Linked DNA regions of Homo sapiens: region 1 is linked to region 2. A link is an interaction called in ENCODE POLR2A ChIA-PET data of the cell type or tissue named here. Cell type or tissue: B cell. All regions are shown on one strand. Each heading gives the region's core, and the rest is flanking DNA. Links, peaks and the distances in the headings are about the cores only. Region 1 holds the start of LOC105373177 (a long non-coding RNA gene). Region 2 has its middle 28 kb from the start of BCOR.

Region 1 (15,293 bases), core at 5,533-8,032, 350 kb after region 2:
CTGCGGCATAGTTTTCCCTGAACAGCATCATTGCTTTTGTTGCAGTATACTAATACGGTGGTGTGAGGTTAAGACAGTCTTGTGTGTTCTTTTGCCCTGTGTAATGTGAGAATGTTGTTTGTGATACTATATTTATGATAATCTATGGCAAAAACTTGCCTCCCTGATCTCCATGTTAGGAATAACTGTGCTTCTCCCAACTGTGCTTTGTTTTTATATCACTGACTCGGCTCAGTGATATAAGTCACAGTGCAACCCGGCTTCCTTTTTCCCCTGGGCTGCTGGGGAACTCAGCCTCAAACTTGTGTTCTGTCTCCAGTGAGTGCAGTAGGTTTCATGGCAGGTGTTTTGTGTAATCACCTCACTCTTGGCTCCATCTTATTTTCCTCTCCTTGTTTTCCCTTTACGTCATTTGCTCTAATTTACTGCTAATTTATTTTATGCTGTTTTATTGTATGCATCTTTGTAAACCTTAAATACATCTTTGGAACAAGGCAGGTATAAATCAATAAAAACACATAGGAGCTAATGGAAGCTCTGGACAGCTTTCTTCTTGTGAAAACAATTGTCCCTGAATGTATAGGCCAGTTTCCTGGGGATGTGGAGGGCAACTGAGGAGAGAGGTGACAGAAAGATTGAAGGGTCTTTAAATGGAGAAGTGGGCCTAGCTAGGGAATCTACCCTTGCTAGTATAGAAAAAAGTATAGGGCAATGCATTTGGATATTATCCCCCCATCATCCAACTAAAAACAATAATCACAATCCTCCCCCACCCCCATGGGGAAAATATGTATTTTTAAAATAAGGTCACCTAAGAAAATTTCTTTTATTATGGAGAGTTTTTAAAACACCTGAAAGTAGACTAAACACTGTAATAAGCCCCCATGTACCCTTCATCCAGCCCTAGTAACCGTGAACCCACAGCCAATCTTGTCTATATATTGTCATTTTTTTTTTTTTTGTGACAATGTATCGCTCTGTCGCCCAGGCTGGAGTGCAGTGGCATGATCAGGGCTCACTGCAACCTCTGCCTCCTGGGCTCAAGTGATGGTCCTACTTCACCCTCTCGAGTAGCTGTGACTACAGGCAGGCACCACCACACCTGGCTAACTTAAAAAAAAAAGAAAATTGTAGAGACAAGGTCTCACTCTATTGCCCAGATTGGTCTTAAACTCCCGGGCTCCCAAAGTGCTGGGATTACAGGTGTGAGCCACTGCACCCAGCTTAATTTTTAAATCAAAGCAAAATATACATACATAAATGCATACATATAAGCAGACAGTGAGTATATTTTTACACATTGGGCACACCTGTGTAACCAGCACTCAGGACAAGGAATTGAATATAATCAAGTCCCCAGAACCCCACCTCATGCCCCTTCCCAGTTACTATTCTCCCCCTCCCCCAAGGGTGACCACTACACAGACTTCTAACATCACAGATGAATTTTGCCTGTTTTTGACCTTTCTCTAAATGGAATCATACAGTACGGACTCTCAAATCTGGCTTCTCGTGTGCAACACTGCATTGGTGAGATTCATTTAGGTTGTGTGTGCAGCCAGTAGTTCATTTAGTTTATTTGCTAAGTAGTATTCTGTTGTGTGAATGTACCACAGTTTATCCACTTTCTTTTCTTTTCTTTTTAGAGACAGGGTCTCGCTCTTTTGCCCAGGCTGGAGTACAATGGCATAGTCACAGCTCACTACAGCCTCGACCTCCTGGGCTCAGGTGATCCTCCCACCTCAGCCTCCTGAGTAGCTGAGACCATAGGTGTCTACCCCCACACCCAGCTAATTTTTAAATTTTTTGTAGAGACAGGGTCTCGCTGTGTTGTCCAGGCTGGTCTGGAACTCTTAATCTTAAGTGATCCTCTCCTCTTAGCTTCCTAAAGCACTGGGATTACAGGCATGAGCCACCGTGCCTGGCCTTATTTTTTATTTATAATTTATTTTTTATTATTTAATCAATTATTTAAGAAAGTTGCTATTATTTAATAAGCCACCTAGTCTATAGTATTTTGTCATAGCAGCTCAAAATAAGATAGTACCTAAACATTTTAAAAGGAAAAGTGGCTTGATCCAAGCCCTTCTTCACCAAAACAGCAATGAGTTTGGGCTTTCATAACCATCGCTTGCTTTTGCTGTCATGAGAACAGGCATTTTTCACTGGAGTGTAGAAAATACACAGCAGCCTCCACTATAGATAAGCCTGGACCTTCATCTATAACAGGAACAGAGAGTAAAGAGTTATCAAACATATTTGAGGAAAACCAACATCGTGAAAGAGAGGCACCAAACTAAACAAACAAAAGAACTAATCCCTACAGAATTCTCCCAGGATCTAGAGAGATATTTAAATGAAATAGAAGTACTATCCATAAATAGAGAGCTGACTGCTGTCAAAAGAATATGTCAGAGTTCTTGAAATTACAAAAAGTGCAATTGCTAACATAATAAGCTCATTGGAAAGACTGAGTAGCCAAGTGACCATGGCTGAAGACTGAACAGATGACAGGGTTGAGAGATTCTCTCAAAGAATGCAAAACAGATAAAAAGATTTTTTTTTAAGTGTAAGAGAAAAATTAAGAGACATGGGGCAGGACCTGAAATTTAACTCTCTATCTAATAGGAATTCTCAGAAGCCAAGAACAGAGAGTCTGTAAGAGAGGAGATAATCTAAGTAGTGACAGAACAAACAATTTCCCTGAGCTGGGGAAAAACTTCCATCTTGAGATTTAAAGAACAGACCAAATGCCAAACAAGAAGAATTATAAAAGGCCCATCCCTAAAGGCATCAAGATTTCTGAACTCCAAGGGTAATGAAAAAAAAAAAAGTCTAAATCCTCCAGAAAGATGAAATGTAGTAACTGGGTGGAAATGTAGTAACTGGGTGTTAAAGACCTCAGTGGGAATGCTAGAAGACAATGGCGTGAGGTCTTCAAACTTCTGAGGACAATCGTCTTGAGATTTGAGCAACGACACCCTGTTGGAACCAGAAGCTGGAAGCTTTTCCATTCCTCCTGCTTTTCCATCTCCTCCCAGTGCCCCCTCTTGGCTGACTCTAACAGGAAGGCAGCTGGGAAATGTAGTTTGCAGGCTCCTAGCCCCAGCGCTATGGAGCTGAGTTTAAAAGGGCAGGTATAGTGTGGAGTGATAACAAGTAAATGCCAGCACACTGGCCAATTAATATTCAAGTGGGAGGGCAAATTAAATATATTTTTGGACATGAAAAGACTTGGGGCCAGGCATGGTGGCACATGCCTGTAATCTCAGCACTTTGGGAGGCCAAGAAGGTCGGGAGTATGAGACCAGCCTGGACAACATGGCAAAACCCTGTCTCTACTAAAAATACAAAAAAAAAAAACAAAAAAACAAAAAAACCCCAAAAAACATTAGCTGGGCTTGGTGGTGCACACCTGTAATCCCAGCTACATGGGAGGCTGAGGCAGGAGAATCGCTTGCACCCGGGAGGCAGGGGTTGTGGTGAGCCGAGATCATGCCATTGCACTCCAGCCTGGGCGACAGAGCAAGACTCCATCTAAAAAAAAAAAAAAAAAAAAGAAAAGACAAGACTTGGAGCCAGGCACAGTGGCTCACACCTATAATCCCAGCACTTTGGGAGGCTGAGGCAGATGGATCCCTTGAGGCCAGGAGTTCAAGAGCAGCCTGGGCAACATAGAGAGACCCTGTCTCTACAAAAAAATACAAAAATTAGCCGGGCGTGGTTGTGTGTGTTTGTAGTCCCAGCTACTCATGTGGGAGGTAGAAAGTGAGGTGGGAGCTGAGGTGGGAGGTGAGGTGGGAGCTGAGGTGGAAGGATCACCTGAGCATGGGAGGTTGATGTTGCAAGTGAGAAGTGATAGTGCCACTGCACTTCAGCCTGGGTGATAGAGCCTGTTTCAAAAGAGAAAATAAATAAATGAGTAAATAAAAGACTTGGGGCCGGGTGTGGTGGCTCATGCCTGCAATCCCAGAGGATCGCTTGAGCCCAGGAGTTAGAGACCAAACTGGGCAACATAGTGAGACCCCATCTCTATATTAAAAAAAAAAAGACTTGGGAAATTTAACATTTTCTGAAAGAATTCTTCAAGATATTCTGTCATACTCAGCAAAGGCAGAGGCTCATGTCTGTGACATCCCACATGAGGGAACCAGTGTCATGGGCACCTAAGGGGAGGCAGGACATCCCAATCCAACTCTCTAGGGCTTTCCCATAGAGAAGCTTGGAGGGCAAGTGAGGGAACGCAGGGGAGTGAAGGTATAGAAAGGTGGTGTCTAAATGTAGTTTCATTAGGATGGGGCAGAGGTACAGGGTCTTCCCTGGGAAAATTTGGATCCTGACCCCAGCACCTTCCTATGTTCCCTTTTAGCAAAGTAGGACAGGCCCAGAGTGTTTGAGAGACTCCTCTGCTGGTAGCAGCCCCACCTGGGACTTCTGTGCCCTCCTGGCCTCTGGCTTTTTGGTTCTCCCTTCCCACCCCTGACCCTGTCCTGTGCTCTCTCCCTCCATCCAAACCTGCTCTGGGCTCATGAGACCTGGATCATTTGCCAGTTAATTTGCACTTTCATACGGATAATGGATTAACCAAAGGAATGAAGCACTAACTTTAGACTTTCAGGCTATTTATGGCCAATGGAAGGGAGGGATGGCTATTTCAGTACTTCTCAAATCATTCCAGAGAGGCCGCAGTTTTTACACAAGCATTTCTAGGGAAGAGAAATGCTGGGGAGAGCCGGGAAGGGTGGGGATGGTGCAGGCCCTCAGGACACCACCTGATAAACAATATCTTAAAAGAGATCTTTGAAAAAGTATGCCGAGGTTCTTTAAAGATATCTTTAAAAGGCCAGGTAATAAAGACCTGGCCTCCCCAAATGCACCAGGTCTTGCTAATTGCCCACCCACAGCCGGTCTTCTCTCCTTCCTTACTATCTGGATTAGTCTGCTCTGGCTGCCATAACAAAGGACCACACACCGGGGGGCTTAAACAACAGAGATGGATTTTCGCACAGTCTGGAGGCTGGAAATCTGAGATCAAGGTCTCGGCAGGGTTGATTCCTTCTGAGGCCTCTCTCCTTGGCTTGCACATGGCCGTCTTCTCGCTGTGTCTTCACATGGTATTTCCTGTATGCACATGTCTGTGTCCTAATTTCCTCTTTTCATAACGACACCACTCATAGTGAATTCGAGCCCAACCTAATGACCTCATTTTACCTTAATCACCTCTGTAAAGGCCCTATCTCCAAATACAGTCACATTTTGAGGTGTGGGTGGTTAAGAGTTTAGCGTATGAATTTGGAGGGAAAGCAACTTAGCCCATAACACTAACAGAACTGAAATTGCATGCATGATGGCAGCGTGCTCAGCTAAAAGCTTAGATTTCCCAGCCTCCCTTGCAGCTAGGGATGGTCATGTGACACAGACCTGCCAACAAGGTATGGCTGGAGTTCTTGGGTGGGATTTCTGGGAAAGCTCTTTATAAGAGAGGCTCATTCAGCTTGGGACTTCCATTCTGCCCTTCTTTTTTTATCCTGTGAGGAATTTGGATGTGATGGCTGGAGTTTCAGTGGCCGTCTTATTAATAAGAGCATGGGGTGATGGTCATATCCTAAGAATGAAGGAGAAAAAGGCTGGGTCTTTGGTGGCCTCGTAGATTGGCCATATCAGCCCTTGCTGGCCCACTTCTGGAATGATATTACTGGAGAAAAAGAAGAAAAAAAAACCCTCCCTTGTTTAAGCCATTGGTTTTCAGGTTTGTGTTACTGCAGTTGAACATAATATCTAATTGTCAGGGCAATAAGTACTTTGATTTTCCAGTCCTAGAAACGTGTTCCCTGCAGCCTGACATGGCAATCTGCAGGATGGGGCCTGGCTGGAGGAGGAGCGGGCTGGGGGAGTCTCTGGCACTGATGGAAAGGAGGCAGAGAGAGACGCTGCACGCTGATGACTCTAGCTGAGAAATTGGCAGGCGGCGTTAGCCCCTCTGAGGATCTTGAAACAGACGGTGTTTGAAGTGGGGTGGGGATGCCATCCTGCGTCTTCTAAGAAGCACCTGAGGATAAAAGCTCTGGAAGCTGAGGTGTCTGTAAAAGTGACATGCCGAGAATCACTAAATGGCTGTGAAGGCTCCTCAGGTCCTTTATGTTCCCTCTGCATGGAGCAGAAGGCCCCTCCACTTAGGCAGACGGTGTCCTACCCTTGAGGGTCACTGTGAGTGGCGTTTGTCTGGTGGGGTGTCACCAGTGGGGAGGGAGGGCTGTCGCGCGGCACGGAGCATGTGCGCAAGCCTTTCAGCGCATCCTCTCCCCGGGCATGCACTCAACATACCAAATGAACCTGAAGCCGGGATTCATACATGACAGCAGGGAGATAAGCCGGGAAGAAAAGGCGCGCGAGGGGGATGATGAATATTCTATTTGTGACATTTTTCCTGTATTCAGTCAAATAGAAGAAAGTGTTCAAATAACGAGCAGTCACTTTGGTGGCTACTGTGGCAGTTCCTTGGTAATGCGACACTTAACTCACTCCCCTCTGAGGAGGAGCGGCCTCTCGTGGGGTGCTGGGGGCAGATCATGGGGCGTGGCAGTGGGAATGGGATAGAGATTGTGGGAGAATGTTCCACGCCCAAGTCTGCCCTTGACTTCTACTGTTGGGGGTCCCTGAGCCTCTCTCATCCTGCTCTTCCTGTCTTGGAAGGAAAGAAAGGGAAGATGTTCTGTCGTGGGTGGGAGGAGCCAAATAGGGCTGGAGGGTTGTAAATCCCAGGGAGGGATACAGGGAGGCCCAGCCCTGGCCTGCCTTCTCTGGCCTTGGGGGCTGGTTTACTGCCACCACTCTGGTTCTGGGCTGCTGCGGGGCATGCTGGCAACAAGGCACGAATGCTGGCTGTGAGTTGAGTTGGGGTGTTTGTCTTAGACTGGCTTCTCCTAGGGTTAGGTCCTGGACAAACCCATGCAAGGAGTTCGTTTGGAATGGGAGTGGGTATGAAAAGGAAGGAGAGGAAGTCAACGCAGAATGTTGACTAATGAGCAGATAGAACTGTGAGCAGCTGGGACCCAGTCCCACTGAGGACCTGGAGGGGTGAGAAAGCTGCAGTAAGTAGCCACCAACTCCTGTACACTGTTGATGAAGGGTTACTCCCAGAACGCCAACTCCCCAAGCCTTCAGCCTGCCCAGTGGGCAGCCCGAGCAGGCTCCTGTGGCCAGGAAACGACCTCAGGCAGAGCTGCAAGCGTCTCCAGTAAGATGCTTCTTCCTGGGCTCAGTCAGTGCCAAGGGGATAGGGGTGGGGCAATGACAGTGACCGCTAAAGTGCTTGGGCAGTGCCTTGCCTGGATGTGCAGACAGATGTGGGCCAAGTGAATGCTGTTGCAGTCACCTGTTTGCTCCCAGATCCATGCCTGCCCTTTCGCACCCTGCTTTGTCTCAACAGAGAACTCCATTTCCCCAGCACCCATGTCCTCTGCTTTCCTGGTATGCCTGGCCAATGGGAGACACTGATGGAAGTCAGTGGGGCCAGATGCAGGAGGACGCCAGGGTAACTCTTCCCCATTCTCTGCACTGAGTGGCATCCGTGCAGCAGCTGGGGCTCCTCTGTGGTGCCAGCTTTTGCCAGGTGGCCTCAGCTTCTGGGTTGTATTTCTACCATCTCCTCCTTTTGTCCTTCTAGCTTGAAATGTGGTTGCGTGGTTGGGCTTGCCCTTTTGCACTTCTGTCATTGCCAGGAGAAGCATTTCCCTCTGAAGAACTGAAACCCAGTGACATTTTGGGGCCACCCATGTCTCTTTTGGCAATGATGACAGAAAGGAAGAGACTGGTGCAGGCGGAAAACTGGTAGTCTCTCTCTCAACTCCCATGTATGCTTCTATGAGTAGTACACTTACTCTGACCGAATAAGTTTCTGTTCAACATGTAAGAACAGTAGTCTGTCTTTTGCTTTCTCTGTTGTTTTTCAAATGTCTGATGAGGAAAGTTCTGTGATGGGCAGGCCATCTTTATTTCAGTTAACCCACCCAGGCCATCATCAAATACTAAAATTCGATGTGGGGCAGCTATAGGAATCTTCTGACACTGAAAACAATATCCCATTGCCACCATGGACTGGTACTCCCTGAAACAGTGTTCTGAAAACTATGGTTCACCAAAGGCCTGCCTTAGGATCATGTGGGGGCTTGTAAACATACAGATTCCTTGGCCATAACCCCAGATTTACTGACTCTGAATCTGGGGGTCTGAAGTCAGAGGAGGTGCACTTTTTTTTTTTTTTGAGACGGGGTCTCTCTCTGTCATCCAGGCTGGAGTGCTGTGGTGTGATCTCGGCTCACTGCAACCTCCGCCTCCTGGGTTCAAGCAATTCTCTTGCCTCAGCCTCCTGAGTAGCTGGGACTACAGGTGCCCACCACCAAGCCCGGCTAATTTTTGTATTATGAGTAGAGATGGGGTTTCACCATGTTGGCCAGGCTGGTCTTGAACTCCTAACCTCAAATGATCTGCCCGCCTAGGCCTCCCAAAATGCTGGGATTATAGGCATGAACCACTTAGCCCGGCTGGAGCTGCACTTTTAATGCATCCCCCCATCCCCCCGCCCCAGCCCAATAAATCTCAGGCACACAACACTTTGAGATCTACTCTTACTACGTCATAGTATTTGCTACTTAGCATTATGATTTCCTGGAAGAAATAAATCTAGAATTTTCTTTTTGAAATCTAAAAACACAGGTTATAAAAGGGGAGGGACACTGTTCTACTTATCTCTTACTACGTCATAGTATTTGCTACTTAGCATTATGATTTCCTGGAAGAAATAAATCTAGAATTTTCTTTTTGAAATCTAAAAACACAGGTTATAAAAGGGGAGGGACACTGTTCTAGTTATCTCTTACTACGTCATAGTATTTGCTACTTAGCATTATGATTTCCTGGAAGAAATAAATCTAGAATTTTCTTTTTGAAATCTAAAAACACAGGTTATAAAAGGGGAGGGACACTGTTCTAGTTATCTCTTACTGCTGAACAAGTCATCTTGAAGCTTAGTGGCATTACATAATTGTTATTTCTTATTATCTCTCATGATTCTGTTGGTCAACAGAGCTTGGCTGGGTGGTTTTTGCCTGGGGTCTCTCAGGTGGTTGCAGTTAGAAGGCAGCTAGGGCTGAGGTGTGTGAGGTGGCTTCTTCCCTTACACGTCTGACACCCTTATGTCCCTCTCTCCAGCAGAGTAGCCTAGACTTTATTCATGCTGGCTCAGGGCTCCAAGAGGCAGGAAGTGAAAACCTCCAGTCCTCTTCAAGGTGAAGTGTGCAACTGACATAGTCCTTTTCTATGGAATTCTACTGGTTAAAGTAGTCATAGGCCAGACTAGATTCAAGAGGCAGAGGAATAGACTCCATCCCTCAGTGGGGGAAGTGGCATGGTCACAGCTGGCTTCACAACTTGAGAGGCCCACTGCAAAATAAAAATGAAGGGTCCCATGATAAAAACAAAACCAAAACTAAACAAGAATAAATGCCATTCAAGTTTCCATCTTTGTTTTTGCTGCTGTAACAAAATATCTGAGATTGGGTCATTTTTAAAGAACAGAAATTTGGCCAGGCGCGGTGGCTTATGCCTGTAATCCCAGCACTTTGGGAGGCTGAGGTTGGTGGATCACCTTAAGTCTGGAGTTCGAGACCGGCCTGGCCAACAACTCTATTAAAAATACAAAAATTAGCCAGATGTGGTGGTGTACGCCTGTAGTCCCAGCTACTAGGGAGGCTGAGGCATGAGGGTCACTTGAACCCGGGAGACGGAGGTTGCAGTGAGCTGAGATCCGAGATCATGCCACTGCACTCCAGCCTGGGTGACAGAGCAAGACTCCGCCTCAGAAAAAAAAAAAAAAAAAAAAAAAGAACAGAAATTTATTTCTCACAATTCTGGAGGCTGAGAAGTTAAAGATCAAGGTGCTGGCAAGTTTGATGTTTGGTGACAGCCCTGTCTCTTCTTCCAAAATGATGCCTTATTGCTGCATCCTCACGCTGTGTCCTCACATGGTAGAAGGGACAGAAGGGGTGAAAAGGGACAAACTCCCTCCATCAAGGCCCACCCCCAACCCCCCTGGCTTTTTTTTGAGATGGAGTCTTGCTCTGTCACCCAGGCTGGAGTGCAATGGCGGGATCTCCGCTCACTGCAACCCCCGCCTCCTGGGTACAGGGGATTCTCATGCCTCAGCCTCCCGAGTAGCTGGGATTACAGGCACACACCCGGCTATTTTTTGTATTTTTAGTAGAAACAGGATTTCACCAGGTTGGCCAGGCTGGTCTCAAACTCCTGGCCTCATGTGATCCGCAAGCCCTTTTATAAGGGCACTTGATCCCATTCATGAGGGCAGAGCCCTCATGACTCAATCACCTCCCAAAGGCCCCACCCCCCAATACTGTTGCATTGGGGGTTAAGTTTCAACATGAATTTTGGAGGAGACAAAAACATTTGAACCACAGCAGGCACTGGAATATAAAGCTTTTTTCTTTCTCCCATGTGCTCTCTCTTGACTTATGGTGTTTATTTACTATTTAATGTGCTTCTAAGTAAAGAAAAATTAAAATTGTAAATTATTAACATGAATGTACCATTTATCTATATATTGTGCAATGTCAGTTTTAAATGCAAATATAAGAGCATTTAACTAGTATGCAGAATCACTGAAATTACACAATTTGTGTTTCGGAGCTCATACATGCATATGTATTTTGTTCTTACCCGAACAGTGGAAACTGTTTTATTTGACTTCTTGCTATGCTTGCATTCTACCAAGACTGTGCCTTCAGCTTACCGATGAGTCAGAAAGGACTGGAAGGAAAAGAGATTATGGGCTGCTTTATCTTTCCCTTTCCTTCCATGTCACTCTTTTTAGTGTAAGTGGTTGGCTAAGACATGGAAGTAACACAAGAAAAAATATGAGAGGGTGCCTTGGTCATTTGTGTTTTTTTCAAATGCCATCATCGCCTTCTGTTTTTTTTGCGTCTCAATCAAGTACTGTTTCAAATGGAAAGTGTGGCCTCTCAGGGCTGTCAGCTCCCCACTTCCTCCATAGATATAAAATGCTTACCTTGTACTGGCATTGAATCTCGCTGAACTCCCATGCATTGTGGGCTCACCAGAATTCTGTGCTCAGGGGGCATCATCAACACCATATGCTAATGGAGCCACAAAAAACTCAGACACACGTATCGTCTGTATCTCCTCTACTCACGCGCATGCTCCGTTGTTCCATCAGACTTCACTTACAAAGCACGGGCTCAAACATTAAATTATTAAGAATTTTAAGATGAAGACAGCAGAGTATTAAACCCAAGTGAGGCCATTCTGATCACAGGGTCCTGTGTGACTGCTCGGGTCGTGTGCCCACGAAGGTGGCCTTGGGCATCTAACGACAAAGCAGTATGCTGGTAAATGTTTAACAACCGCATGACTTGGAAAAAAAACGAAGCAAAAACAAAACCCTGATTGGTAGCATTTTCTAGCATGGCTGATCTCAAGCTATCAACAGGATGTCACCAAATGCAGAGTCGGAAAGAATGCATACAGTTGGCTCTGGAGGGCAGACCTGATGCTGCTCCAGAACGCGGTGGGTGGGAAGGCCTCCAGTACAAGGGGGGAAGGAATTGATGGCGGCCACTTTGGGTGACAACCTGGCACATACAACGACACTAAAAAAGAGAGAGAGCTGTCCATGTAAGTGTGTATATGTATAGAATGAAAAAAGACTGAAATGATATATACTAAAATGTTAACAGTGATTTTCTTGGTCATAGGATTAAAGGTGACAATAATAAAATAATTATTTTTGCTCATCTGTAGTATCCACATTTTCTAAAATAGATACGCATTACTTCCATAATAAAAAATAATAAAAAGCATTTACAGAATGCCTTGAAAAAGTTAGTACAATCTTTAAAGCATAGGTTTTGGTAGTGCAAGTCTGTAATAGTTGCTACATGCCATGAATAATTTACAAATTAAATTGATTTTAAAGCACAGCTAAAATAAATTTGATAAGATGGGGCACAGTTATGTTCTTTCTTATCATTCACATTTGTACATTTTATAGTCAATGATGAGTGACAGCCACTATTTAGAATTACAACAAAGAGCAACCATAACTATTTGTCACCTGCTCCACATCTAAACAATGGCCTGATTGTTCACCTGCCTGGCCTCGGCAGGAGCGAGGGGAACCAGAATCCACACTAAATAACCGAGTTTATGACCACCAAGGCAGAGAGGAGGAAAAGATGGTCTCTTCAGAGAACTGATGAGAACAGTAGGAGGGAGTTGAAATATGTCAGTGAGACATAAGGGGAGGGGAGAATGAAGAGGGAGGGGGTGTCAGCATGTATCAAAATCTCAGCATCAGGGCCATGAAATGGAGTTTCAAAAAGATGAGGAGATGGGAAACATTTCAGACAGAAAAGGAGAAACAAAGCAATGAGGGTGGGAGGGAAGAACCCAAAGGACAATTCCAAGAGAGACCCCTTGGAGTAACGAGTCCTTTAATGAGTTTGCACCCTGCATCCGTGTGAATGTTGGATGATCATAAAATGGGTCAGAAATTCCTAATGATCCTGGGGGTGGGTGGGGAATGCAATATTCTCACAAAATGAACTGCGCTCCACAAGAGACCTAACTGATGCCTCTATCTTCCTCTATCCAAAGTTCTCGAAGTAAGGCCCTCAGTGGGGGAGGAGCTCACCTCTTGTTTGCAGAGAGAAGTATTAAGAGGCTGTTTGACTCATCTATGCTGCATTCGGTGAAACACCAGGGACCCGGCCCCGGCTTCTCGAACTAATGCGCATATGAATCACCCAGGGATTTTGTTAAGATGCAGATTCGGGTTCCGCAGGTCGAGGGTGGGGCTGGAGAATTTGCATTTCTAACAAGCCCCCAGGTGACACTGAGGCAGCTGATCAGCCCAGTCTGTAGACCACAGTTAGTAGCAGGGTCACAGAGGGCAAAATGGCTAGATAGGCCTGCAGTCCTCCTGCAGGGTTGGGTTCTAATAAACCCCAGGCCCTGGTGGCTGCATCCTCCCGGTGCTGCTGGCTTTTGCAACGGGGCCGGCTGTTGGTTGGGAGGAAGCAGCCAGGGCCATTTCCCTATGTCCCTTCTTCCTGTTTGGGTATTCGGTTTCTCTCCCGCCTGCTCTCAGCTTTGCCTCCCTCCGTCTTCCCTTCTCTGCATGCCTTCCTCTTTGCAACAGCCTCGTCATTATAGCAGGAGATTTATTTTTAGAGTCAAGGCCACAGAGTTGCAGATTCTGCAAGGCCTAAAACAAATCGACAAACGGAAAGTGTTTGTCTTTGAAGCGGTGTGAATGAAGGGCCTGCTAGCCCAGCCTGTCAATAAGCTCTTATCTCGGCTTGTTTTCTGAGTCGCCCACGTGGGCTGGTTTTTTCTCCCCCTCCCAGATCAGAAAGGAGGTTGAAACACAAGAAGCAACTGAAATCTCATAATCTTTCCCCTGTGAGATCTTGCCAAATCCCACTTTTAGCTGACCACCACGACAAAGTGGCAGGTCCCAGAAAAGGGGCAAATAAAAGACAAAGTTGGGCCATGTCTTGGCCCCAAATTTCCTGTTGAGGGGTCTGGATCAAAGAGCAATGTTCATAAAAATGAGTGAGTATGAAGTTCTAAGGTTGCAGATGGAAATGATGGAGGTTGTGAGAATTGTCTTCCTTTTCCATAGAGTTTCTAAGTGGGGACTTGGTGAAGTACATATAAGAAATCGCCCTGCTGGGTGATGGCAATTGTGTAAGAGCCTTTCCAAGCCTTCTCCTTGGGAACTGCAGTGCGAGCATACCAGAATAGTGGCTCGGCCAACTTGCATTCATCCTCCCAAAGGCCCGAGCAGTAAAGTTAGCACCGATTCTTTCCTTGGGGTTCTGGGGCAGGGTCTCCCCACCCCTCTCGCTGTGCTCATCTTAGGTGGTAACTACCACTTCACTGTTGGGTTCTTCCAAACCTGAGAGACCCCAGGGACCAGGTCAAAACCACCTTTCCTTTTCCGGGGCTTCCTCTGTGCCAGGCCCTGTGCCATGTGCACTATAGTAAGAGGAAAAAGAATCCTAAGATATCCTAAGATAGCATTTATTGAGCACTTACCATGCACCAAGTACTATGCTAAGTATTTCCATGTGAATTTAATGAACTCCCTTACTTCTTGCAACAATGTTCACAGGTAAGTACTGTACCCATTTTACAGATGAGGAAACAGAGGCTGAGCTGGGCTTAGAATGGGTTCATTCTAATTTATGGACTCCTGATTGCGGGTGCTTTGGACTGGGGATACAGAGTTAAATCAGTGTGCTTCTTCCACCCCTTCTCCCCCGCCACGCCCAATTTCCCAGCTCAAGATCCTAGGTTCCTGGTTTTCACGTTGTCTCTCTTCGTAGGCCTGACCTGAGAGTCCCAGAGGTCAGTGGATAGTTAGGTGTGGGTTCTTGGGGGGCTGATGGGGTGTGTGAGGTGAGGTTGGAAGTAGTTTTAAAGGCTTTCTTTTTTAGAGTCTGAGGCTGCTGCCTTGGAAAAACCACCCTTGCCCCTTGTGTCCAATTTCCTCCTCATGTATGAGGAGGTGACTACTCCTAAAGTTAAATCGTGAAGCTGGTGGAGGTACTCAGATATTCCACCCACATAGAATTAATAGAAATCTGTTTGTTCCCCCGATATTTCCTGGGCATCTTACAATGTACCAAGCTCAGTTCTGGGCAAGATGATTGAGTGGTGAGCAAAGCAGCAAAGGTCCCTGTCCTCAGGATGCTTCCACTCTAGTGGGGAAGCCAGGCAACAAACAAATAAGTGAATGAATGTCTCCTATAGCTTGCATAGAGAGATGTCAAATTGAACAAGGAGAGTGTGTGGGAGGCCATTTAAGACAAGGTAGTCAGGGAAGGGCTTTTGAGTAGAGAACCAGACAAGGTGAGGCAGATGGGGAAGAGAGAGGCGCATAGGATGGTGGGAAAAGCCAATGCCAGGGCCTTGAGGCTGGACCATGCTTGGAGGGCTCAGCAAAAAGGCCAATGTGGCTGGATCAGAGGGTGCCAAATATGGAGAGAGGAAGAGGTGGATACAGGGTCTAATTGATAGGCAGGGCCAGGTCAGGAAGGTCTTGTGGGCCATGGTGGGGAATTTGGATGTTTTTGTTTTTGTTTTTGTTTGAAACAGGGTTTCACTCCTGTCCCCCTGACTGGAGCTCAATGGCGTGATCTCGGCTCACTGCAACCTCCGCTTCCCGGGCTCACGTGATTCTCTTGCCTCTGACT
Region 2 (15,293 bases), core at 5,062-7,561:
GAGGCAAGAGAATGGCATGAACCCGGGAGGCGGAGCTTGCAGTGAGCCGAGGTAGCGCCACTGCACTCCAGCCTGGGCGACAGAGCGAGACTCCGTCTCCAAAAAGAAAAAAAAAAAAAAAAAGTTGAAATTGAAGTAGATGGCCGGGGGCGGTGGCTCACGCCTGTAATCCCAGCACTTCGGGAGGCCGAGGAGGGTGGATCACGAGGTCAGGAGTTCGAGACCAGCCTGACCAACATGGTGAAACCCTGTCTCTACTAAAAATACAAAAATGAGCCAGGTGTGGTGGCATGTGCCTGTAATCCCAGCCACTCAGGAGGCTGAGGCAGCAGAATCACTTGAACCCAGGTGGCGGAGGTTGCAGTGAGCTGAGATCATGCCACTGCACTCCAGTCTGGGCGACAGAGCGAGACTCCATCTCAAAAAAAAAAAAAAAAGAAAAAAAGAAAAAAAAGAAATTGAAGCAGATGAGCTCAGATCATGAGGGATTTTCTGAAACTGCTATATTTTGAAGAAAACCTTGCTGGTCCCCTCCAGTTTTCTGTAATAACCTGGCTGAGCAGTGGGTTTCACTGTCCGGTTCACGCACTAACTGCTTCAGGGTCACCTGGGGTGCCAGTTCAGAATTCAGAGTCCTGGCCCCACGCCTGAAAATACTGACTCACTAGGCCTGGGGTGGGGCCTGGAAATCTCTATCTTTAACACGCCACTGCTGACTCTGACGCACAGCCAGGTTTGGAAACTAGTCGAGTCTGAAAAGAATGTTCTCTTCTTGGAAGTGAGAAAATGTTAGGGGGGCACCGTGAGAAGGGGCTATGATTTGGATTCTGAGAGACCAGGTTTGAGTCTCAGTTCTGCCACTTACCAGGTGTGTGACCATGGGCAAGTTATTCAGCCCCTCTGCACCTCAGTTTCAAGTGGGAACACCACGGATCTGTTTTGTGACTAGTGCCATGCAACAAATTACCCCAGAACTTTGCCACTTAAAACAACTCTTTGGCCGGGTTTGGTGGCTCATGCCTGTAATCCCAGCACTTTGGGAGGCCGAAGCGGGTAGGTCAATTGAGCCTAGGAGTTGGAGACCAGCCTGGGCAACATGGGGAGACCCTGTCTCTACAAAAATACAAAAATTAGGGTGAGAGGATTCCTTGAGCTCTGGAGGTCGAGGCTGTGGTGAGCTGAGATCCCACCACTGCACTTCAGCCTGGGTGACAGAGTGATACTGTCTCAAAAACAAACAAAAAAAACCCCAACTCTTTGATTTTGTTCACAATTCTGTGGGTTAGGAATTCTGGAACGGACTCAGCTGGGTACTTCTCACTTGGGATATCTCATTCGGTTGCAGTCACACATCAACAGGGGCTGCAGCCATCGGAAGGATATCCGAGATGGCACACTCCTGTAGCAATCAGTTGATGCTGGCTATTGGCTGGGAGCTCTGCTGGGCTGTTGACTGTGGCACCTATGTTGTGAGTCTCTGCCATGGCAGTAGACTTCTTACTGACTTCTCTCAGAGCAAGTGCCCCAAAAAGAGCCAGGAGCAAGCTGCATGGCTTCTTCTGCCTTTGTCTTACAAGTCTCAGAGTGTCACTTCTGTTGTGTTGAAAGCAGTCACAAGCCCACCCAGACTTCTAGAAGTAGAGACAGAGACCACACCTCTTGGTGGGAAGAGTGTCGAATAACTAGCGGGCGTGTTTAAAACCACCACGGTATCTCATGGGGTTGTTATGAGGATTCAGTGAGATGATCTTGCTGAAGTGCTGGACAAGCATGAGTTCCCCTCCTCCTTCTAATTTGAGGCCTGGAGGCTAACAGGGTAAAGCCAGTGCCAGGTGCCAGGTCTCCAGTCGCTTGCAGTTGTTCATGTCTACTGGGCCATAGGGACCGTTTTTCTCAGTCTTGTCTCCTCTTCTCTTCTCTTCTCTTTTACTGACAGAGTTTCGCTCTTGTTGCCGAGGCTAGAGTGCAATGGCGCGATCTTGGCTCACTGCAACCTCTGCCTCCTGGGTTCAAGCGATTCTCCTGCCTCAGCCTCCTGAGTAGCTTCAATTACAGGCATGTGCCACCACGCCTGGCTAATTTTGTATTTTTAGTAGAGATGGGATTTCTCCATGCTGGTCTCGAACCCCCGACCTCAGGTGATCTGCCTGCCTCGGCCTTACAAAGTGCTGGGATTGCAGGCGTGAGCCACTGCGCCTGGCCTGTTTTTCTCAGTTTCTAGTCATTTCTAGTCCTTTTGGATAGTAAATGCAGGGTGCAGTGAGCACCTTCTCATTCTGACCAGCTCAGCTCTCTCAGGAGGTTGGGACTGCAAGATCTGTGGTTCACTGTCACCCCCATATCAGCCTTACCCATGTGCCTGATCTCAAGTGCAAGCTCACTGGGCTCCGAATGGGAACACCTGGCTGAGTACTGAGTGTTTTCAGGTCAGACAACCTGGTTTGGGGCCCAGGAGGGTCATCTGTTGCAATGGTGGCCTGAGGGGCAGCTGGAGAGAAAGAGAGCAGCTTTGGTTGGCGTGGGTCTTCTGTCTCACGGTCATGAGTGGGCCCCTTCTCTGACCTTGCTTTCTTCACCTCAGGTCTGGAGACAGTGGAGGAGCTGAGGAAAGGTCACATGGAGACCACTGGGGCCAGCAAGCCAGCTCCCCAGGGAAGGTGGGGGGTGGCTTGCATGACAGATGCCTCAGGATGAGGGGCATTAAGAGGGTGGCTGGGTTCCAGGGGCTGCCAGAGTGGGTAGGATTTGCCAAATAGGGTACCCTTGGAAGGCAGGACACAAGAGGGAGGAGCCATTATGTGCCTGCTGCAATTCACTGGCATTTGTGGAGGGGGTCGTTTGCCCCTCTGGCCCACACCCTTATTCCTGAAAAAGGCAGTTGGGCCTGTGTTTAGCACTCCGAGGAACCTGCTCTCTCTGGTCCTCTTCTTTTCCTTCTGGGGCTCCTGAACCTCCCCACCGACATGCTTCCCTCATTACCACCAAGCCTCACATGCAGCAGCTGCCTTGCTGAGAGCAGACAGGGGTAGGCTTGGAGCTGCACAGCGATGCGACACATGATGGGGCTCCTTCTATGTGCCCCACACCTAGCCAAGGGCTAAAAATGGTCACACGTCTCCATGATCTCATTGACGAACTCACACCATGGGCCTGAAGGAGTGATGTGTGAGTCAGCACCCCGGAATCCCTGGCAGAGCGGGTCTTGGAGGACCAGGAAGACCAGGGGAAACCTCCCAGATTGAGTCATTAGGATAGGTCATAGTGCAGGCTGCCCTCCCCTCAGTCTCCATGCCTCAGTTTCCTCACCTGTAAAAGGAGAGTAACTAAGTGCCCACCTCATAGTGTGACCACAAGGAGGGAATTGGGGTGCACCCTTAATCAGGCTGCTCTCCACCTGTTGAAGATTTAGATGAAGAGGGACAGGGAAGGAGGGCAGGTGCATAGGGAGTTGCTGGGGCAGGGGAGGCAGAGTCATGGAGGAGAAGGCCCGGAGGGTGGTAGAGGAGGTGCCTGCTGCACGGGTGAAGTCTGTTCTTCTTCTTTTTTTTCTTTTTGGATGGAGTCTCGCTCTGTTGCCCAGGCTGGAGTGCAGTGGCATGATCTTGGCTCACTGGTTCATACAATTCTCGTGCCTCAGCCTCCCAAGTAGCTAGGACTACAGGTGTGCGCCACCACGCCCAGCTAATTTTTGTATTTTTGGTAGAGACGGGGTTTCGTCATGTTGTCCAGGCTGGTCTCGAACTCCGGACCTCAAGCTATCCGCTTGCCTCAGCCTCCCACGCCTGCTGGGTTTACAGGCGTGAGCCACCGCACCCGGCAAGGAGTCTGTTCTTAGAGGCAGAGCCACCACTCCTGCTCCCAAGGAAAGGACAGTGAAACAGCTTTCGCCCATACCCCAACCCCCACCTCCCTAAGGCCCCGCAGCTCCTCCCTCCCTCCGTCTGGACTGTTTCCCCTTCTCCCTAAGACATTTCCTGGAAGCTCTGCCCACAGTTCTTCCTTCTACTTATATACCTGGCCTGGCCCCAGCCCTGCCACTGAGGCCTGGCCCCCCCATTATGTGACCAGCTTTTCCTCTTCTTCTTTTTTTTTTTTTGAGACGGAGTCTCACTGTCGCCAGGCTGGAGTGCAGTGACATGATCTTGGCTCACTGCAACCTCTGCCTCCTGAGTTCAAGTGATCCTCCTGCCTCAGCCTCCCGAGTAGCTGGGACTACAGGCACGTGCCAACATACCCAGCTAATTTTTGTATTTTTAGTAGAGACGGGGTTTCACCATTTTGGCCAGGATGGTCTCGATCTCTTGACCTCGTGATCTGCCCGCCTCAGCCTCCCAAAGTGCTAGGATTATAGGCGTGAGCCACCATGCCCGGCTAACTTTTCCTGTTTCTACTCACTTGGGCTGAGATCCCCGTTCTCCTATGTCACCTTCCTTAAACATCACACCTTGGCTAAGAGGAAAGACTGTCCATTTGGGAGTCTATGCCCACTAGCTCTGCGACCTCAGGAGAGCCGCTTAACCTCTCTGAGTCTCAGCTTCATCATGTGCAAAATAGGGTCATTTAGTTGTGACTAGTGCCTCATTTTGACCGTACTTCCATGAGGATTGAATAAGGGAATGCATTGAATATGCAACAAGTACATAGTAGGTACTTAATAAATGGCAGCTATTTCCATGGTGATTCTAGGCCTGTGTATCCAGAGAGTATTTGACTAATAGACATCTGCACGCCTGTAATCCCAGCTACTCCAGAGGCTGAGGCGGGAGGATTGCTTGAGGCTGGGAGTTTGACACCAGCCTGGGCAACATAGTTTTTTACAAAAAGCCATCTGAGGGTATGACTTGCATAGGGAGCCACTTATTATTGGAGGGCAGATAAAGAAAAGGAGGTATTCCTTTCTTTCCCCTGATGATTCAGGCAAGGTGGTCCCTGCTCCCTTTTATTTCCTGAGTTACATCTATGCTGTGCCCTAGAATTGGAATCAGTAAGCACAGATGCCATTGGAGTTTTTCCCCAATATTCTTTTTTTTGGAGACAGGGTCTCACTCTGTTGCCCAGGCTAGAGTGCGGTGGCGTGATCTGGGCTCACTGCAACCTCTGCTTTCCGGGTTCAAGCGATTCTCCAGCCTCAGCGTCCCAAGTCGCTGGGATCACAGGTGTGTGCCACCAAGCCGAGCTAATTTTTGTATTTTTTGTAGAGACGGGGTTTTGCCATGTTGGCCAGGCTGGTCTCAAACTCCTGAGCTCAAATGATCTGCCCGCCTCGGCCTCCCAAAGTGCTGGGATTACAGCTGTGAGCCGCTGCACCTGGCTTCTAACCCAATATACTTTTTTGTTTTTTTGTTTGTTTTTTAGAAGGAGTCTCACTCTGTTGCCCAGGCTGGAGTTCGGTGGTGTGATCTCAGCTCACTACAACTTCCTCCTTCCGGGTTCAAGAGATTCTCCTGCCTCAGGCACCCAAGTAGCTGGGACTACAGGTGCATGCCACCACTCCCGGCTAATATTTGTATTTTTAGTAGAGATGGGGTTTCACCATATTGGCCAGGCTGGTCTTGAACTCCTGATCTCGTGATCTGTCCGCCTCGGCCTCCCAAAGTGCTGGGATTACAGGCGTGAGCCACAGCGCTCGGCCTCTTCCCCAGTATTCTTGCTGCCTTTTTTTTTTAAATTTATTTATTTATTTATTTATTTATTTATTTATTTATTTATTTATTTTGAGACAAGGTTTTGCTCTGGAGCGCAGTGGCATGATCATAGCTCACTGCAGCATCAAATTCCTGGGCTTAAGTGATCCTCCCACCTCAGCCTCCTCAGTAGCTGGGACTGCAGGTGAGAGCCACCACTCCTGGCCAGATTTTAATTTTTTTTTTTTAAGACAGGGTCTCACTATGTTGCCCAGGCTGGTGTCGAACTCCTGGGCTCAAGTGATTATCCTGCCTCAGCCTCCCAAAGTTCTAGGATCACAGGTGTGAGCCACTGCCTAGTCAACAGACTTGCTTCTAAGACTTTTGGATGGAAACTCTTCTAGAGTATATTTCAATGAGATATATCAGTTTGCTATTGCTATGTAACAAAACACTCTAAACCATAGTAGCTTAAAGCAACAATTTCTTCTTCTATCACAATTGGGTAAGTTGGCTGGGCTGTTCCTCTGCTGGTTACATCTGGGTTTACTCATGCAGCTGCAGTCAGCTAGCCAACAGCTGTGGGGAGATCCAAGATGGCCTCATGAACAGTGTGGCAGTTGGTGCCAGCTGTCAGCTGCAGTGAACTGTCACTCTTCTCCCTGTGGCCTCACATCCTCAAGTATGTGAGACTGGCTTCCTTACGTGGCAGCCTCAGAACTGCCTGAGAGGGTGAAGCAGGAAGCTACAAAGTCTCTTAAGGCTTCTCCTCAGAAGTCACACAGTGTCACTTCTGGTGCATTCTATTGGTCAGAGCAAGTCATGATGCCAACTCAGATCCTCGAGGAAGAGATGGAGATTCCACCCTAGATTAGTCTGCTGGGGCTGCCATAACAAAGTAACATACACTGGGTGACTCAAACAACTGAAATATATTGTCTTACTGTTCTGGAGGCTGCAAGTCCAAGAACAAGTTGTCAGCAGGGTTGGTTCCTTCTGAGATCTCTCTCCTTGGCTTGAAGATGGCCACCTTCTTTGTTGTGTCTTCACATGTTCTTCCCAATGTGTGTGTGTGTGTGTGTCCTAACCTCCTCTTTTTTTTTTTTTTCTTTTTCTTTGAGACAGGCTGGAGTGCAGTGGTGCCATCTCAGCTCGCTGCAACCTCCACCTCTCAGGCTCAAGCAATCCTCCCATCTCAGCCTCCTGGGTAGCTGGGACCACAGGCGCACGCCACCATACCCGGCTAATTTTTGTATTTTCAGTAGAGACAGGGTTTCGCCATGTTGACCAGGCTGGTCTCAAACTCTTGGGCTCAAGCCATCTGCCCACCTTGGCCTCCCAAAGTGCGAGCCACTGTGCCCAGCCAGATGATTCTTTTTTGTTGTTGTTTTCGTGGTTTTTTTTCTTTTCTTTTCTTTTTTTTTTTTTTTGACGGAATTTTGCCTTGTTGCCCGAGCTGGAGTGCAATGGCACGATCTCGGCTCACTGCAACCTCTGCCTCCCAGGTTCAAACGATTCTCCTGCCTTAGGCACCCAAGTAGCTGGGATTACAGGCATGCACCACCATACCCAGCTAATTTTTTGTATTTTTAGTAGAAGTGGGGTTTCACTCTGTTAGCCAGGCTGGTCTCGATCTCCCGACCTCAGGTGATCCGCCCACCTTGGCCTCCCAAACTGCTGGGATTACAGGTGTGAGCCACCACCCAGCCCCAGATGATTCTTTTTTTTTTTTTTTTTTGAGACGGAGTCTCGCTCTGTCGCCAGGCTGGAGTGCAGTGGCACGATCTTGGCTCACTGCAACCTCCGCCTCCCAGGTTCAAGCGATTCTCCTGCCTCAGCCTCCCGAGTAGCTGGGACTACAGGCACGCACCACCACGCCCAGCTAATTTTTGTATTTTTTTTTTTAGTAGAGACGGGGTTTCACCATGTTGGCCAGGATGGTCTCAATCTCTCGACCTCGTGATCCGCCCGCCTCGGCCTCCCAAAGTGCTGGGATTACAGGCGTGAGCCACCGCGCCTGGCCGACTCCCAGATGATTCTTTAGTGACTTCTTCTGTCTGCCTGGAGGCTGTGAGACATGTGCCCTCTAGGCTTGCCATTAACTTCTGTGAACACACTCAGCTGTGACAGCTCTGAGGGAACTCACCCACCCCCATATTAGTTATCTAATGCTGCATAACAAGTTGCCCAAAAATGTAGTGGCATAAACCAACAATAACAATGTATTCTATCTCTTGATTTCTGTGGGTCAGGAATTCAGATAAAGTACAGCAGGGATGGATTGTCTCTGCTCACAATGTTTGGGGCTTCAGGTGGAGGAGTTGAAGCTGGGATGCTGGATGATACATTTCCATGGTGGCTCACTCACTTGGTTGGGCGTGAGGGAGGAAAAATGTAGTGATTAGAAGAGACTGAAGAGGTCCAGATGTGGTGGCTCATGCCTGTAATCACAGCACTTTGGGAGGTCGAGGCAGATGGATCACTTGAGGTCAAGAGTTCAAGACCAGCCTGGCCAACATGGTGAAACCCCGTCTCTAGTAAAAATACAAAAATTAGCCAGGCGTGGTGGTGTGCACCTGTAGTCCCAGCTACTAGGGAGGCTGAGGCGGGAGAATCACTTGAATCCAGGAGACAAAGGTTGACTTGAGCTGAGATCTCGCCACTGCACTCCAGCCTGGGTGACAGAGTGAGACTCCACAGTCAATTTCTCCCATAATCAACCACCTTCTCCAGGCAGCTGCTGGAGCTGCTGCCCCAATGCATCACTTCCTGGCACATAGCAGGCTGCAGGGACCACCTCATCTGCCTTTGCCACCTCTCTTCCCACTTGTTCAGCTGCCCTTGAGCAGACTGGATGGCCTTCCAGAACAGGACAAAGCAGGCTGGCCACGTGTGCTTTTATGCCCTCCTCCCCAACCCGCCCCCCCGACGCCACACACACCCCTCCATCCTCTGTCTGACCCAACACTCCCCACAAGATGCCTAGAATGTCTTTCCCAGGGCGGCCTCCCTTAAGGGTATGTCTTACTTATTTTCATAGCTCTGTACATATATGTAAGGGGTGTTTCAGAAGGGTTTGTGGGCCAGTCACAGTGGCCCTGTAATCCTAGCACTTTGGGAGGCTGAAGCAGGTGGATCACTTGAACCCAGGAATTTGAGAAAATACAAAAAATACCAAAAAATTAGCCAGGTGGTGGTGGTGTGTGCCTGTAGTCCCAGCGACTCGGGAGACTGAGGTGGGAGGATTGGTTGAGCCCGGGAGGTCAAGTCTGCAGTGGGCCATGATCTCGCCACTGAATTCCAGCCTGGGTGACAGAGTGAGACCCCCCTCTCAAAAAGAAGTGTTTGTGGAATAGAATTGATTTTAAAACCTTTTTAAAAAATTGTAAGGGCTAGGTGCCGTGGCTCACGTGTGTAATCCCAGCACTTTGGGAAGCCGATGTGGGCGGATCACTCGAGCCCAGGAGTTTCAGACAACATGACAAAATCCCGTCTCTACAAAAAATAAGAAAATTAGCCAGGCATGGTGATGCATGCCTGTAGTCTCAGCTACTTGGGAGGCTGAGGCGGGAGGATTGCTTGAGCCCAGGAGGTGAAGGTTGTAGTGAGCCAAGATCGTGCCACTGCACTCCAGCCTGGGTGACAGAGTGAGATGCTGTCTCAAAGAAAAAAAAAAATGTATATAGAGATGGGGTCTTGCTATGTTTCCCAGGCTGGTTGTGAACTCTTGACCTCAAGCGATCCTCCTGCTTCAGCCTCCCAAAGCACTGGGATTATAGGCATGAGCCACCCTGCCTGACCAATAGTTCAAAATCTTTATGGTCCGCTTAAGTCCGTAGTTCACCATATTCCCCTGAGTTCTCTCAATTCCCAAAGTTGCAAAGAGGCCAGTGGGGATTCTGAAGGTTTCTCCTATCAGCTTCTCTGGTGCTCATTCTCCCGCTCCCAAGGGCCCTGGCCTTTTCCCAGGATTCATTACATGGTGGCCCTTTCTCACCATGTGGCATCCTTAAAAGCATGGGGTTTGAACATTCAGCCTGAGTTTTGCTTGCTATGGATTGGTGGAATGGTAGTGCTGGGAGAGAGGAAACATTTCTGCTTCCTCTGAACCCTCTTATGCGTGCGCGCGTGCACACACACACACACACACACACACAACCAGGAAACCTTCTCTTCCCCTAGCCCACGTCTCCTCCCAGTCTGTGCTCTTGCACTTCCAGAGCCAGATAAATGGAGGAAAAACACAGCTGCAGATGTAGCCACCCCAAGAGAAATCAGAAAGTGTGGAAGAAAAAAAGAAGGCCGGGCGCGGTGGCTCACACCTGTAATCCCAGCACTTTGGGAGGCCGAGGCGGGCGGATCACAAGGTCAGGAGTTCCATATCAGCCTGGACAATATGGTGAAACCCCGTCTCTACTAAAAATACAAAAAACTTAGCCGGGCATGGTGATGCATGCCTGTAATCCCAGCTACTCGGGAGGCTGAGGCAGGAGAATCGCTTGAACCCGGGAGGCGGAGGTTGCAGTGAGCCGAGGCCGCACCATTGCACTCCAGTCTGGGTGACAAGAGTGAAACTGTCTCAAAAAAAAAAAGTGTGCTTAAGTGACTGCTGTACCCCTACTGACTATACACCACCCTCCCCTCCATATTGCTCTGTTGGAGGGTCCCTAAGACCCCTTCTCAATCCTTGTTCTCACTCCCTGCCACTGCACACAGAGCTTGATGGCAAGCCGAATATGGTATCTCCTTGAAAGTGAGAGAAACAGTTGCATTTAGAAGGGGAATTCACCTAGCAGGTTAAGGAAATGGCCCAAATGGAGATCTCTAATCCCCATGCCTGTTTTTAAGTTGCCATTTGACCCACAGTGGACATCTCTACAGGAAGGCCAGTAAGTGCCCGAGACTCCCAGGCCTCCGAGCTGCCCCAGGGCCCAGGAACGAGGTCAGATGTGATAACGGCTCTGATGTGGCCAAAAGCTTCCATCATGCTAAGCAGTTCCAAACAGTCCCGCTCGTCAGGCAGGCCCGGGGCAGTGGTGGGTAGCGACAGTGTGATGCTCGGCCTTGCCCCCAAAGCTTAAGCCTTTGATGGCAAAAGCACACTCGGCTCTGTACTGAGCTGACTGCCTGAAAATATTATAGAAAACATCTCTCCCTTGGCGGGGAGAGATCTAAGCCCCAGTGACCGGGGAGTTTAAATTTTCGGGATGGGTGACCGAAGGCTGCTAAGAATATCCAGTCACAGGCCTGACCACAAGCCAGTTAACGCCCCGAGTGGCGGCTTCCATGGTCCTTGGGGCATGGGAAGAAGGAGCCGACTGGGCAGCCAGTACTTGTGGAGTCCCTCAGCAGGAATTGTGCAGACACAAAGTAAGGAGTAAAATAACATTAAAGAAAACCAACCACCTGATCGTGCCCTCAAGGAATAATCTGAGAAGGGAAGACATTGACCTACCATGGGGTACTTACTGTGCGTTAACAGATCAAAACAAGGACAACCATGCAGAAGGGAACAGTCTCCGAGACACCAAGTGCCAACAAGGGACCCCAGGCTGGCTTCCCACAGCCAGATGGGGTAGTTCTTGTGGCCTGGCAGCTGGCAGCCTGACAGAAAGTCAGGTAGGCCCAGGGTACACATTCTACCCTCTAGCCCTCAGTTTCCTCATCTGCAGAGTGAGGGGTTTGGGAGTCCTGTTTCGTCAACATTTTGGGTGTCTGAGGCCCTCTGGGACTCTGATGCATGTACCCCTGGCAAAGTGGACATGTGCACGAGGGCCACCATTTTCACAGCATTTCCAGGGGTGTCCGGCCCCAAGTAGACCAGCCCCAGATCTCAAGTGAGGGCTCTGAGGTTTTTGTATAGAGGAGAGACTGTTCTTGGAGGGCTGGAAGTGGCTGGGAAGAGTTCATGGAGAAAGCAGGATCGAAGTTTGGGCAGAAATGAGATGGCTACACCTTCATTCAATGAATGCCATGAGCTTCAACGGTCAGCAAGCCCAAGGGATGGATGCGATGACAAAGAGACCAGAGAGGATCTGGAATCGTGTGCAGCACCGTTTCCAGCTGGAGAGAGAGAGCCCATTCTGCTCCAGCCATGTGGGCTGTCCTTCTCTTCCTCAGGTGGTCCAAGGTTGGTCCTCCTTCAGGGCCTGTGCACTTGTTGCTCGGCTACCTGAAACTCTCTTTCCCCCATACTCATGCAGCTGGTTCCTTCTCAGCTCAATTTTTCAAAGAGGCCTCCCAAGCCATCCTGGCTAACACTGCCTTCCCTCCCACTACTCTCAGCCACACTGCTCTGTTTCATCTTCTGTGTGGCACATGTCATCATCTAAAGTTACCTTATTTGCTCTGTTTATGGTCCATCTCCCATAGGATAAGGACCTTGTCAGTCCTGTTCTCCACGGTGCCCTGGCACCCAGGACAGTGCTTGGCACAGAGTAAACAACTGCCAAATTTGCAATGAACCAAATGAAGTAATTATAGCCTTAACGCTAGATGGCTGTGCACTGGGGAGGCCTGTGGCGTAGAGGAAGGGCAGGGTGGTTTGAGAGGGTGAGGCTGAGCCACTAAACTGGTCTGGATGACTGTTTGGGGAAGGTATCTTGGAGGAAGTGCTGTTTGAACAGAGTTGTGAATGACTAAGTGAAGCGGGTGGAGGGATCGCAAATCTAAGCCAGCTCCCGGTGGCAACGGCTGGATGTGGGAAGGGGCTGGAAACAGAAGCCCAGAGCCAAGGTCTGAGGGGCAGGGCCCAGTAGGGTGGCTGAGGGCTTCCATCTTTATCTCAATAGTGAAAGCCACTGGAGCACCCTCGCTCTGGCTGCAGGATCAACCCCCGCCCCCCTTTTACCTGTCTGATCATTCTTCCTCTTTTGCAATCTGGCCACCCTAGAATCCTGGTTGTTCCTTAAACACAGCAGGCAGTCTCCTACCACAGGGCCTTTGCACTGGCTTTGCCTCTGCCTGCAAAACTCTCACCTCAGAAATCTTGGCTTGCTCCCCCGGCTCCGTTGAGTCTTTGCTCACATCTCACTTTCCCAAGAGACCTCCCCTGAGCACCTTAATCCTGCAAATCCTTCTCCCCACACCCTGCCTTCCAGGTGCTTCTTTCCTGCTCCCACTTTTCTTTCCATGGCATACATCACTGTCCACCATCCATGGTAATTTTGTGACCTCTTACCTTTATTGCTTATCGCCCATCTCTCTCCTTCTGGAATACAAGTACCCCGAGGACAGGTATTTGTTTTGTTTCCTGGGGTGTGTCGGGAGCCTGGAGCAGCACCTGGCACCCAGCAGCAGTGGTTATTTGCGGGTGTGGTTGTGGCTGGTGGCTGCTGTGGGGGCCATGGACTGCAGAGGGGTAGGAGCCAGAGGAGGGGGCCCAGTGAGGAGGCCATTGCCATGGCGTAGGTGAGAAGCTGTGCTAGGCAGTGCAGGGCGCTGGATGTGGGGGAAATGGATGGACTCCTAAAACTGCGCAGAGAAAAGAAAACGGATTTGGTGAAGGGTCGGTTTGGGGAGTGAAGGGATTGGAGAGGTCAAGGGTGATTCTCAGGTTTCTGGAATGTATAACCAGGTGGTTGGTGGGGACCAGGGAGAAGAAGCAGTTTTAAGGGGAGGAAGAGAGAAGGGGCATTCCTGCAGGGAACATGCATGGGCCACAATGGGGAAAGGCTGTGTCTGCTCCGGGCATAGCGGAAAACCCAATTTAGGCTGGAGTGGAAGTTCCTGCAGAGAAGGTGAGGAAGACAGGGTGGGGGCCTAGGCAACCCGTTAATGCTGCCAACTCCACGCTTTCACTCTGGAAGCCTGGGCCATGCCTAGGGCTGCCATGATGAAGTGCTGCCAAGCCTCCAATACGGCACATCTGCCTGGCGCATCACTCTCACCCCGCTCCTCCCCCCGCCCCAACTGTGGAGCAGTAAGTTTGCTTCTATTCACGTGATTTTATTAACAAAATTTGCTTCCTTGCTGTCTCTAGAAGCAGCACACTGCCCTCCCCCAACCCCCCAACTTGGCTCAGAGCAACCCCACACTCCTGCTATCAGGTCATCTGCCCAGAGTGTGATTGCAGTTTTAAAACTGATTCCTCCCTGGTTTATTATTTTTTTTTAGTTTCTATTTTTTATTTTCTGGAAGTACAGCACACAGACAGAAAAGTGTACAAATCCTGAGAGTACAGCTTGATGAATTTTAACACACCCATGTAACCAGCTTCCAGATCAACCTGCAGTGTTCCCAGCCCCCAAGGAGTCCCACTGTGCTCCCCATCTCCAAGGATAACTCCATCTTGACTCCTCTTCTTTTTTTTAATGAGACAGAGTCTCACTCTGTCACCCAGGCTGGAGTGCAGTGCTGTGATCACAGCTCACTGCGGCCTCAGCCTCCTGAGTAGCTGAGACTACAGCACGCCCACCACACCCAGCTTATTTTTGTAGTTTGTGTAGAGATGGGGTTTCACCATGTTGCCCAGGCAGGGCTTGAACTCCTGGGCTCAAGCGATCCACCCACCTCTGCCTCCTAAAGTGCTGGGATTACAGGAGCAAGCCACTGCACCTGGCCCATCCTGACTTATAACAACTCAGATTAAAACCTTTGCCCACTTTAAAACTTGACATAGGCAAAGCGCCACTGCACTTTAGCCTAGGTGACAGAGTGAGACCCTGTCCACCCCCCACCGGCACCACCACCAAAAAAAAAAAAAAAAACAACACCCAAACTAGATGTAAATGGAATCCTATTGTGCATATTCTTTTGAGGCTGGCTTCTTTTCATTTGCAAGGTGTTGTGTGTGCTTGCATCTTAAAAAACAGAGTCTCAGGCCAAGGGTGATGGCTCATGCCTGTAATCCCAGCACTTCGGGAGGCCAAGGTGGGCAGATCACCTGAGCTGAGGAGTTTGAGACCAGCCTGGCCAACATGGCAAAACCCTGTCTCTACTAAAAATACAAAAATTAGCTGGGCGTGGTGGCGCATGCCTGTAATCCCAGCTACTCGGGAGGCTGAGGCAGGAGAATGGCTTCAACCCAGGAGGCAGAGATTGCAGTGAGCCAAGATCGCACTACTGCACTCTAGCCTGGGCAACAGAGCGAGCCTCCGTCTCAACAACAACAAAAACAGAGTCTCCCAAGCAGCCTCCCACCTGAGGCAAGGGATCAGGGCCCAGTCTCAGGAGGCCCCTGTAGCCTGTGGAATACTCAGTAGAGGAACTAGGGGGTCAGTGGAGACTTTGTGTGGGGCAGAGGACAGCATTGGTGTTTTAAGCAAATGACATGCTAAGCATTGTGTTAGATGCTGCCTGGATACAAAAGTGGAAGATGCGGTTAAGAGGGGGTGAAGGGAAGATAAGACTGGATCTAGAGTCGGCCAGGTTGTAAGAATGTCTTGGGCTGGGCACAGTGGCTCACACCTATAATTCCAGCACTTTGGGAGGCCGAGACGGGTGGATCACCTGAGGTCAGGAGTTCGAGACCAGCCTGGATAACATGGCAAAACCCCATCTCTACTAAAAATACAAAAAAAAATTAGCCAGGTGCGGCGGTGGGCGCCTGTAATCCCAGCTACTCAGGAGGCTGAGGCAGGAGAGTCACTTGAACCTGGGAGGCGGAGGTTGCAGTGAGCTGAGATCGCGCCACTGCACAACAGCCTGGGGGATAAGAGCAAAACTCTG

The links. ChIA-PET counts read pairs that join two places held together with the same protein. Peaks named below come from ENCODE experiments on the same cell type or tissue, not always from the same donor. Only the 100,000 strongest peaks of a DNase experiment are listed, where the experiment ranks them.
Region 1: POLR2A ChIA-PET joins it to region 2 with 5 read pairs; 2 of 35 experiments call an interaction of 5 or more read pairs at or near these places.

What each region holds. Positions count from the first base shown.
Region 1 is chrX:39,770,241-39,785,533 of GRCh38, reverse strand. It overlaps LOC105373177 (a long non-coding RNA gene), which reads right to left and starts at 11,403. Exons shown (of 2, transcript XR_949024.3): 1 at 11,081-11,403. RefSeq lists enhancers at 7,086-7,587, 12,535-13,167. In B cell, for the core only: no CTCF peak of the experiment used is centred there; no DNase peak of the experiment used is centred there.
Region 2 is chrX:40,118,284-40,133,576 of GRCh38, reverse strand. It overlaps a transcript of BCOR not described here. Among named protein-coding and RNA genes, the nearest start is that of BCOR, 28 kb to the right of the region's middle. In B cell, for the core only: no CTCF peak of the experiment used is centred there; a DNase peak (open chromatin) is centred at 6,286.